3 separate regions of the Homo sapiens genome follow, and all the other regions are linked to region 1. The links are chromatin contacts, found by Hi-C or POLR2A ChIA-PET in ENCODE. All regions are on one chromosome and are shown on one strand. Each heading gives the region's core, a stretch centred on a gene start or an enhancer-like site at or near the end of the contact. The rest is flanking DNA. Distances are from core to core; before and after follow the strand shown.

Region 1 (3,694 bases), core at 1-2,500:
GGTAATGATCTCGGCTATGCTGAGAACTGGAAGACAAGCGGTTCCTACTCTTCCGAGCCCTTTCATTGTGATAATTTTCATCAGAGGTCATTAGACTTCGTCTTTCAATTGGAGAGTTCTCTGTGGAGTGGTTGCTGTGCCTCATTCGCTGACTCTAAAAATATCAGATAGTTCATTGATTAAATAATGTCAGCTTCATTCATCTAAACATGTAAATGTATGTAAAATCATAGGATCTGTACAATAAGATGCTAAATATCTGACTTAATAAGGCATCCTGATGCACCAATGATCTGCTTAGAATATCTGGTCTTATTTATTTGGGACACAACATGAAAAGATGCCAGAGTGTTGATAGTTTATGAGTTTAATTCCACAGTGCTGAATGACTATGCTTCCTATTACAAATGTAGAATTGAAAGCTAACTGTTAAATGGAACTTAATATATTTAGGAAGTTCTAATAATTCCATTTCTATTGCAAAAATGAAAATTATTTTACTATTGGGAAATAAAGTTCAGAATAGCATTTATTATTTCTCTCTTGAATTGATATAATCTTTCTCCTTCTAAAGTAACACACCTCACCTTGATCTAACTGAATATTCCTTATACCTTTTAAAAACATTTTAATAAAATTATTATTTGTGCTGTTCATAAAATAAAGTGTTTCTGCATCCTACATAAATGTAATAATCTTTCCAAGGGTGTATACAATAATTATGAAGCCAGCTAATTGATACATTTATAAATCTTGCTTCCTCAACTAAAATGTCCTGCAAAATAATCTTCCAATATAAACGAAATTCCTCTAATACCATTAATTGAAATTAGCATCTTAAGATACTTATTTGAAGGCTCAGAAAATGTTATTCAACATTTTTCTCCACTATGAGAAAACATTTATCTACTTGTGTCTACTGGTTTAGGTAGGTCACATCAGTTAAGGCACAGGATCCTGCTGAAACCATGGGCCCAGACACATCTCATCTAAAGTACACTCAGATTCAGGCAGAAGGAAATTCATTTGACAGGTCACAGACTGTGCCTTTAACCTCAGGTGCCTCACAATGAAGTGTCAATTGTTACTGGGAGAAGAAATAGGCCACAGAATAAAGGGCAACACATTAACTCATTAGTGAAACAGGGAGAACCACTCTAGGTGGATGTCTTAGCAGTGATGAGTCAAGATTGTTGTATTCAATATAAAAGTGCAACATTGCATTTCTACGTACATTACAGAAGTGTATTGCTTCATGCATCTATTTCTCATTCTGTAATGTACAATTCAGAGCCAATCCACACTAGTCAATAGTAATGTACACTCAGATCAGCCCATGGGAAGTGAAACAAGGCATGAAATAGTCCTAATGCATGCGTATGTGCTGTACATTACCACAGTACATTTTTCATGTTCATTTCTAGTTTCAAAAGCTATTCATTTGCATGACAGTTTTTCTGCTTACAAAGATGCAATTTTGTAACAGAGTAATACAGCTATAATAGCATTTCAGAGAGTGCCATTTATCTCAGAGTTAACTCTGTATGATCGACAATTAAGACTATCATTATAATCCATTAAAACAAAACTCATCATGATACAAGAGGGCTCAATTGACTACATGTTCCTCAGTTTGCTGCGGGTTTGGCCACATTCCAGCAGCTACTTGATGAATGGTAAATAATAATTGATGTAGAAAGGCAGGCTCATTTTGTACCATAAGGTCTCTGGTTCCCTATCTCTACCTCTGAGTGCAATACCAGAACAGCAGAAGGGAGAACCTCTTGATCCTGTGTTCGTCACCAGCTTCCCTAAAGGACACGTGCCACAGCCACTTACAAAGGTGGGCACCTGCACAGCCCCAAGAAAACTCAGGGATCAGTTACTGTTTCTGAACAGAGCAGCTCTACTTATATCCACATTGTCTTGTGCAAGGTAGAGAGCAGGCCTAGCAACCTGGGTGCGGCAGGATTAATTAAGGGCAGCTGAAAGGCCTATCTGCACCTATATATCTTACTTAGCTATTGTGTAATCCTTAAGAAGTGGCATTAAGAAGTAATGGAGGGGCCAGGAGTGGTGGCTCATGATGGTAATTTCAACATTTTGGGAGGCCAAGGCAGGAAGATTGCTTGAAGCCAGGAGTTTGAGATCATCCTGGGCAACAAAGTGAGACACTGACACTGTCTCTACAATTTTTTTTTTTTAATTATCCATGTGTGTGGTATGTGCCTGTAGTCCCAGCTATTTGGGAGGCTGAGGCAGCAGGACTGCATAAGCCCATGAGTCCAGGAATTTGAGGCTGTAGTGAGCTATGATCATATCACTGCATTCCAGCCTGAACAACAGAGTGAGACTATGTCTCTAAAAAAAAGTAATGGGCAGGTGCATTGAGTAGGCATTACGTTTGCCAGCAGAGTTTAGACATAGGAGGAGTTAATTTACCTAAGTAAAATCCACTGTAAATTCACAGACAGCATAATTCTCAGGAAATTGTCAGTCTCTGGGTAGTTTTCTCTAGGATAGATCATAATTAGATAATATTTAAGATTTTTAAATATAATGTGCACATAGTGTTCCCTCTTCAGATTAAGGATGACTCCAGTCTCCATCCTAATCAAGTTCCCATAGAATTTTACATGTAAGGTTGTAAAAAGCATGAGTGAAAAAGTGACAATACCTGTAACCCAGAAATTGCTGTGGGATATGGTGAGAGTGCCGTGGAGCCCAAATTCCTTCCCAGCAGCGGGGTCATGGGTGTGCTACTGGTTGTGTGGGTGGCACGCCAGTACGCCTCCAGGTACTCCCCTAGATGTTCACATGCATCCTCAAGCTGATTTTCATCCAATATAACATCAAACATTTCCTGTAGATGACAAGAAAATCCACTTTACTTCCATTTTAGGTTTTAGGCAATGAAACCTAAAATTCCACTTAACACAGATAATAGCATTTTTAATAGCTATTAGCTAAAATCAAATTTGAGGTGCTATATGGGCAGTTTCTAAAGTTAGGGTCAAGTGAAGAGTTACACAGTTATCCATGAACGAATGTAGACATTAATATAAAAATGAAAGTGTTCATTCAATATTTGGATCTTTTTTTTTTTTTTTTTTTTTTTTTTTTAAGACGGAGTCTCATTCTGTTGCCCAGGCTGAAATGCAATGGCACGATCTCGGCTCAATGCAACCTCTGTCCACTGAGTTCAAGCAATTCTCCTGCCTCAGCCTCCCAAGTAGCTGGGATTACAGGCGCCTGCCACTGCGTCCAGCTAATTTTTTTGTATTTTTTTTAGAAGAGATGGGGTTTCACCATCTTGGCCAGGCTGGTCTTGAACTCTTGACCTAGTGATCCACCTGCCTTGGCTCCCAAAGTGCTGGGATTACAGGCATGAGCCACAGCGCCCAGCCGGATTTTTCATTATTTAGAAAGAAAAAGATGAAGTAAGTGTAAATGTGTTACAGGTAAAATATGACAAAAACCCACGTGTATTCACATCTTTAGCCATGTATTCCTATAGAGCTGCACTCTACACACTTTGGAATATGAGAGAAGCAAGTTTGTGGCACTGAGAAGGGAGTTCTAGACATGTTTTGGGCAATGACCACATCAATGGAATAAACATTTTTTCTCCTAAGGTAACTATGTTGAAGGGAATAACATTTACTTAGGTAATTTTCAGAATGCTTGTGAAAAT
Region 2 (4,020 bases), core at 164-2,663, 730 kb after region 1:
TAGAGACCTGGTTTGTATTGTCTTCTAAAATTAGAATGTGGTGTGCCTTCGGTTAAGATAGGTTTCTGTCAGTGCGGCTACAGAGCTAGCTAAATTTAACAATGCCATATAGGCACATATGTGCACATCAGATCTATGAAGACAAAGGCTGTGTTATTTCAGATGCAAGAGAAAATACTTTCTGATTTTTAAGAAGGTCCAAGTTAATGCTATTAACTCGAGTAAGAAATGACATAGCAAGTAAATGAGTTTTTAAAGAAAGAGGTGGAGTACTAACTTAGGGTTTGGAGGAAGGGACAAATTTAAACTGGACTTTAGGCAATGTCCAGAGTTGGTCCTCAGGGTAAGGAAAGGTTGCTCCAGGTGGAGGGGAAGTGAAAGAACATGAGTTGAGCACAGCCCTATATAAAGATCAGGTGTGCTAGGGAATGAGAGAAGAACCTGTCCTTTCAGGAACAGGTGCTTTGTGATGGAGGTGGAGAGCTGTCCAGTGGAGAGAGAGTCATAAGACAGAAACCAAGATTCACCCTTGCTATTGATCTTTGTAACCAAGGATGATCTTTTCAAAATAATTATATAATCCCGCTCATTTTTTCCTTAAAATTTTTTTGTCTTCTTTTACTTTCCTGAATATGCCCATAGTTTACATATTCCCATTGCAACGGTTTATTTTCAAATAATATCTTTTCTTTAAAAACAACACCAAGGTCCACATTGCCTTTAATACATTAACTACCATTAATATTTCTTCTACACTCCTCCAGAGTAAGAGTTTGTTTTTCTTATGATGATGATGATGATGACGATGATTTTTTGAGATGGGGTCTTGTTCTGTTGCCCAGGCTGGAGTGCAGTGGCACGATCATAGCTCACTACAGCCTCAACCTCCTGGGCTCAAGAAATCGTCCCCCTTCAGCATCCCAAGTAGTTGGGCCTACAGGTGTGTGCCACCACGCCTGCCTAATTTTTAATTTTTTCTGTAGAGAGACGGTCTCACTATGTTGCCCAGGCTGCTCTCGAACTCCTGGGCTCAAACAGTCCTCCTGCTCAGCTTCTCAAAGTGCTGGGATTACAAGCATGAGCCACCATGCCTAGCCAAGATAATTACTTTAATGGAATGGCATTTCATGAATAGTCCTTATCTGAATATTTACCACTTGTATCCTTAGTGGATTTACGTGAAGAGATGAAGAATTCAAATGTAGGTCCTTGTTTATATATTTTTAACACTGCAGTCCCATTCCTGGCGATGGTTTTCATAGAAGTAATTATTAAAAGTATTTTTCAGTGGTACAAAGATACAGATAGCGTTGATGTAATTTTTATTGGTGAGAAAGCCTTTTCTTAAATGTCTGTTGTGTGGCAGCCACTGTACTAAGGGCCTCGGGGGATTTGCTGTTCACAGTTTACTGCCTCTGTGAGATTGCTACTGTTATACCACTGTGAGGAAACTGGGGCCTGAAGTAGTAGTGAAACAACTTGCCTTGGGTCGAACAGTAAGTGAAGGAGGCAGGATCTGAATTGAAGTGGCTTATCAAGGATTGGAAAAAACACTGAAGAGGCCTCAGCAAATTCTTGTAGCTGTGGTCCAGTGCCTTCATGGGCAAGACTGATTATGGACTTAGTTTGTAAAGGGTGCCTTGCCAAGGGTTAAGGATACAGAAAGATATATTAAATAATATATTTGTATATGATTTGTGGCTGACAAGGGACTTAAGTATATATATGTTTGTGTGTACACATGTTTGTGTACATGAGCACATATATGAAATGTCATGTGAGTGTAACAAACTCTAACAATACGGAAATGTAGAGGTGAGAGTAAACAGCAGAACCTAGGGAGTGATTCACGAGACTTGGTGTGGATGTGAAACAACAATGAGTAAGACCCAGAGGGGTGGCTGGGAAAAGGGAGAAGTCAGGAGAGTGATCTGAGCGGAGGTTCAGTGGTAAGACCGCATGCTTCCTTTAGGAGACAGTGAAGAGATGAGCCTGGCTGCAAGTCGTTTAGAGACAGTTTATGTACTATTCTGAAGGTTAGTCTGTGAAATTGTCACTGCAGCTCATTGGCAGTGATTTTGTTGGTTTTTGAAAAGAGGGGATAATATGGGAAGAACATAGAAATATTTCCATTTAAAGGTCACAGGAGTGAGATGGTTTCCTTGGACACATTTCACATGGGGCTATGTCCTGATTAATTAGCCCCCCCAATAGCAAATGCCTTTGACAAATGGAATATAATGAAAAATAAGAAAAATCAGGCTAATAGTGACTCTCCATTCATATGATGGGTTGCCAGCCTCCCCTTTCATTTGCTCCATTCAAAAAGTATGCACTGAAACCTTTGATTAGAGGCTCTGATCTAGCTCTTATCTGGTCCTCTAATGGGACGTATAGACAGCGTTTCAATGCCTGATTTAAAAGTTCATTAGGAATTTTGTTTACTTTTTTCTTTCTTTCCCTCTTTCTCTTCTTGATCCCTCTACCTCTCCTTTGAATTATCTGGATTCAGCTGTTTCAGCTCTATTTCTTTTGGCTGTAGAGACAGTCAGAAAACTGCCTGGCCCCTTTTTTTAGCATCATATATTTTATGAGTTTAATTGATAGAAAAAATATGCCCAAGTGATGTCATGTCTGAAGGATAAGAAAGAGGAAACCTAAAACCCCAAATCTTGGTTAAAGTTCTATTAGCCCAGACCTTGGAACCATAAAAGACTGGTACAATTCTGCCAAATTCTGTAACATACCTCATTGGTGTTGCATTTCAGTGGGTTGAACCCTTATGTCAGCTTCCGAGGGAGTTCTATACTATTCTTTATTTATAGGTAGATATTAGTTTGAGATCTGAATAGTGTGACAGACTGCATTTTCCTTACAAAAATGCTTTTTGTCAGCGAGAAAATATAGCTTTTCTTTTACTTGTTCCCATTAGGGCTTAGATATTATGAATCTCACAAATGTTGGCATGGAAGCTCCATAGAAGGCTTGTGGAAAACCTTTTTGCTAGACTCCAGGAAAGCCTGGTTAGTTCAATTCAGGAAACATTCTTTCAAGGTTCTGCGGTATTATGTAGTCTGGGTATTGAAGCTCAAGGAGAAAGACAGACATATACACAACTCACATACTAGAATAAGTCTAAATGTCTAGAAATAAGTGTATATTGTTGAGACAATAGATGGGTGATCACAGTTACTTCAGGACATTACTGGGTGAGCAACGGCTTCCATTTTGGTGGGTTTTTTTTTTTTTTTGAGACGGAGTCTCACTGTGTCACCCAGGCTGGGATGTAGTGGCGTGATCTCGGCTCACTGCAACCTCCACCTCCCAGGTTCAAGCAATTCTTTTGCCTCACCCTCCCAAGTAGCTAGGATTACAAGCACTCACCACCACACCCAGCTAATTTTTGTATTTTTAGTAGAGCAGGGTTTTACCATATTGGCCAGGGTGGTCTTGAACTCTTGGCCTCCCAAAGTGCTGGGATTACAGGCGTGAACCACCGCATCTGGCCCATTTTAGTGTTTTCTAAGTGCTTGGTGCTTTACATGTATTAGCCTGTTGTCACACTGCTATAAGGACATACCCGAGACTGAGTAATTTATAAAGGAAAGAGGTTTAATTGACTCACATCTCAGCATGGCTCTGGAGGCCTCAGGAAACTTACAATCCTAGTGGAAGGGGAAACAAACATGTCCTTCATCACATGGTGACAACAAGAAGTGCTGAGCAAAGGGAGAAATGCCTCTTATGAAACCATCAGATCTCTTGAGAACTCAGTATCATGAGAACAGCATGGAGGTAACCACCCCCAGATTCAATTATCTCTTACTGGGTCCCTCCCACGATACATGGGGATTATGGGAACTACAGTTCAAAGTGTGATTTGGGTACAGACACAGCCAAACCATATCATTACAGATATAAATCTCTGAGTAAATCCGGTGTTTGATTTCTTCTAGCTTTTTAGCTTATGAGTAGAGGTCTTTCTCCTCTACTCCAAGAATTTTCATAGACACACCACTT
Region 3 (3,960 bases), core at 1,016-3,515, 850 kb after region 1:
ATCAATTTAGTCCCATTTGAACCCACAGAAAGGCACACAGTACATTTTCAACACCTTTCGACCAATACTGTTTATAACAAAAAAAATATTGTCATAATTGTGTCATAAAGTTCGGCATCTGGAATATCAATTTATGTGGAAAACTATGTAATCATGATACTGGAGGCATTACTATTATATATTAAAATCTCACTAGTCAAAATGGCCAGTTATTGGGAACTGATATTTACTCCAATGGCTATTAATACAAGGGCCAAGGAGATGACAGAAAAGTAACTCTGAAGTAGTCTAGAACCCCAAGGAGAGCCCAGACTAAACACCTAAAGAATGGAGCCACTACGTCATTCTAGTGTTTGCTGAGTACAAATATCAACTCAACCAGAGTTCATTTAACGTATATTCTCTGAGCACCTACTGTGTTGACAGGACTACTGTTAAGTATTGAATAGTCAGATCATCCAACTTTTCAAAATAAATTCAAACTCAAAATCTGCAGACTATAAATGTTAGCGATAATTACAAAATTGAAGAACTTTGTGTGGGCCAAAGTATATCTGCAGACCAAATTGGGTCCAGAACTCCTGACCTAAAACTGTAAAAATTTCCTAAGAATTCAATTATCGCTGGGTGTGGTGGGCCATGCCTGTAATCCTAGCACTTTGGGAGACCGAGGTGGGTGGATCACGAGGTCAGGAGTTCGAGACCAGCCTGGCCAATATGGTGAAACCCTGTCTCTACTAAAAATACAAAAATTAGCCAGGCATGTGCCTGTAGTCCCAGCTACTTGGGAGGCTGAGGTAGGAGAATCGCTTGAACCTGGGAGGCGGAGGCTGCAGTGAGCCGAGATTGCACCACTTACTCCAGCCTGGGTGACAGAGTGAGACTCCGTCTCAAAAAAACAACAACAAAAACAGAATTCAATTATCAATCCTATCCCAATTTCCTATTGCAGAAAAAAGAAAAAGGAGGTTATATAAAGTCCAAGAGATCCTGCTTTTACTCCTCATAATAGGGCTGCTACTGTCCAAATGAGGTCTAACACATACCACCATACAGAGTATACGTACCTGCTGCTACATCCATACTATTTACTCCTGGCTGTAAGAAGAAAAATGAAATTAGTATTATTCATCTTTTTAAAAGTGTATTTTATATAAGTTCCTCATAAAGCACAGTGAAATCAGTACCTGCTATGTATAATCCTCAAGCCTCTGACTCATATTCTTAGCAAAACTTTTAGTGGTCTCAGTTCCCCGAGCTTGCTATAAATTGTAAAAGAGATCAGCAACCGAGACTACGGGAGTAGTTTAAATGTTATATGGTCACCAAGTGTACACAAGGTCCTCAATCCTTTACCCACAATTCTGGAAACCAAAACCCTCTGAAAGCCAACTTTTTTCAAGTATGGTACCAAAACTCACTATAGTGGCAAAACCTGCCCTACATGAACATGAAACTCCACATCTTCATTTATCCCACTTCAGAGTGAATATCCGTTTAGTTTAGCTGCAAAAATATTAACATTATTAAGTTAGACAGCATTGCCCTGGACCCCACAGGAAATGTTTACATATTATATGCAATGTGTTACTTTCCAGTATTATAAAGAATTTTTGAAATATATCTGGTCTTAGGGTTTTGGGAAAGACACTGCAAACTTACCACCCCAAGGAGTATGCCACATCTGTTTATTACAACCACAACCACATAAAGAATAAAGAAGTTAAACTAACTTGAATTTCATAGTAATTTATATTGCTATACTACCCGACAGAGGTGGTAAGGCTGTTCAATAGATTTTCTAATTAATTTGCCACAGCTGAAGTCTCAGAACGTGGATTTCCAATTAAATATTGATTCCTAAATCTAGTATTAAATCACATTATACCAATTTTTAATTAGCGTTCAGTGAAGTAAATGTTTACCCTTTAAAACTTAAATGTTATCAGACCAATAAAATGCTTCTGGCTCACAATGTATACTTTTCAGTATTCTGGTCTTAATACAGAATTAACCTAGTAATTAAGGATGTACATATAATATCAATATAGGAAAAAATGTAAACGTCTATCATTGTAGTTATAGAAACTAAATCCAGGACAAGCACAGTGGCTCATGCCTGTCATCCCTGTGGGAGGCCGAGGCAGGAGGATCATTTGAGCTCAGGAGTTTGACACCAGCTTAGGCAACACAGGGAGACCTCATCTCTACAAAAAAAATTTAAAAATTAGCTCGGCGTGGTGGCACGTGCCTGTGGTCTCAGCTACTCAGAAGGCTGAGGTCGGAGGATTACTTGAGCCCACGAGGTTGAGGCTGTAGTGAGCTGTTATCATGACACTCACTGCATTCCAGACTGGGTGACAGAGCAAGACTCTGTCTCAAAAAAACAAAGAAAAGAAAAGAAACTGAAACTGAAAGTCCACGGTAATTCTTGTATTTTATTACAGTACTACAGAGGCACTTCAACAGCTAACATGATTGCCTATAAAATACATAGATATTATTCCATATATATAAAAGCAATCAATCAAAACATTACTTCACAGAAAATAGTTATTTTCACATGATTACCGGTAAGGCAGGCTGCATGGAAGCCTGAGACATATGAGACATCATCATTCCAGGCATTACTGACGACATCATTCCAGGCATCTAAAATAAAAGTAAAAAAAGGTTACCATAAGACCAAAGCACTTAATATGACTTTAAGAATCCCATAACTTAAGATTTAAAACCACTAAACACTACACCATGTGAATAGTATGCTTAGTAAGTGCTTGTTGAATGAATGAAGTACTTTATCGATAATCTATTTTAATACTTATGTCACAGTTTATATATATGGTCAAAATTATTTTAACAAGTAAATTTAAAAGTTTGGACTATTATGTTATTTCTAGCCTGAATTTAAAAAAACATTAATCTCCTTTTAGTTATAACACAACATTCATATTTTTCTCACTTCTTTGGAGCAAGAGAATTTAAGATAAAATTTTTTCTGTATTTTTCACCTTTGATTTTTAATATATGCACTGAATAAATTTTACAATGTGGCACATTTCAAAATCCTAGATCAAAGGTGCTTAATATCCAAACAATGACTTAAAAAATAATCTAAAAAAACCCTTTTTAAGTCACACGTCATTTATCCCCTCTCATGTACAGAAAACTTAAGGCACATACATAAATATCTGAAGGTATTAGTTTGGGAGCTCAATCTAGTTTACCAATAACTACCATTCAAATCTATGAATTAATTCTACTAAGTTTGAATATAAATCCTGAAAATTAACACAAGTTTCTCAAGAATTTGACCCAATGTTCATCTATATTAGTATAATCCCACGTTCCAATTTTGATTTTAATGACCATTAAAAAGATCTAAGGAAATTCAGAAGGGGACAAAAATTACATACAATAATCACAGGTATTGGAACAAGGTAACCAGTTATTAAACAATTTCAAAGTAAATGAACATTTTGAGAAATAGAAACAACAGAAAAGAATAAGCATATGGCCAGCAGGAACATATAGATTGAAGCCTTTTAAAGGTATGTAAGAACATTCATACACTGAATTGTATTCCTTGTGAAAGTAACCCATGAAGCTAAACGAGGCTAAAGTACCTATTAAAATAAAGTAGCATTGAGTTAATGGGTTAAAAACAACCAATAAACTGTCTAAACATCATTAAACAAGAACTTTTTGACAAAAATTGTGACTATAAGAATGTGGTGGCTGACTTGGAATATGGTCCAAATAATATGTATTTTTTTCTAAGGTATAGAATTTGAAAACTGAAGCACTGGCAAGCCTCCATCATCCAGACTAAGAGAATCAGATAAATAATTTACAAAGTAAGGAGAAAAAATACAACAATCAAATGAGAAAGAACTACAACTAGGCTTACTCCCAGCCCATACATCTCCCGCCAACAGATATATCCTCATAATTAATTTT

The links. Hi-C counts contacts between places; a loop is a spot of excess contacts on that map. ChIA-PET counts read pairs that join two places held with the same protein, here RNA polymerase II (POLR2A). Pooled maps may share reads with other maps.
Region 2: a map with no recorded cell type shows a loop between it and region 1 (8-fold over the local background). The contact joins two enhancer-like sites. A Hi-C loop is called at or near these places in 4 of 37 single-sample maps with no recorded cell type and 4 of 50 pooled maps.
Region 3: a loop to region 1 is called in a pooled map, with 4 times the contacts of the local background. The contact joins two enhancer-like sites. A Hi-C loop is called at or near these places in 1 of 37 single-sample maps with no recorded cell type and 2 of 50 pooled maps. POLR2A ChIA-PET finds 5 or more read pairs at or near these places in 1 of 52 experiments (HepG2).

The regions. Positions count from the first base shown.
Region 1 is chr2:151,839,226-151,842,919 of GRCh38, forward strand. It overlaps CACNB4 (calcium voltage-gated channel auxiliary subunit beta 4), which reads right to left. Exons shown (of 14, transcript NM_000726.5): 13 at 2,678-2,863; 14 at 1-154. Among named protein-coding and RNA genes, the nearest start is that of ARL5A, 13 kb to the left of the region's middle. Within about 2 kb of position 1,251, at least 3 of the 41 ENCODE cell types and tissues checked have a DNase peak (open chromatin) inside an H3K27ac peak, as active enhancers do.
Region 2 is chr2:152,564,983-152,569,002 of GRCh38, forward strand. The region is part of intron 6 of FMNL2 (formin like 2); the gene reads left to right. Among named protein-coding and RNA genes, the nearest start is that of PRPF40A, 150 kb to the right of the region's middle. RefSeq lists an enhancer at 86-175. Within about 2 kb of position 1,414, at least 3 of the 41 ENCODE cell types and tissues checked have a DNase peak (open chromatin) inside an H3K27ac peak, as active enhancers do.
Region 3 is chr2:152,691,971-152,695,930 of GRCh38, forward strand. It overlaps PRPF40A (pre-mRNA processing factor 40A), which reads right to left. Exons shown (of 26, transcript NM_001365597.4): 3 at 2,572-2,652; 4 at 1,068-1,098. Among named protein-coding and RNA genes, the nearest start is that of PRPF40A, 24 kb to the right of the region's middle. RefSeq lists an enhancer at 2,389-2,438. Within about 2 kb of position 2,266, at least 5 of the 41 ENCODE cell types and tissues checked have a DNase peak (open chromatin) inside an H3K27ac peak, as active enhancers do.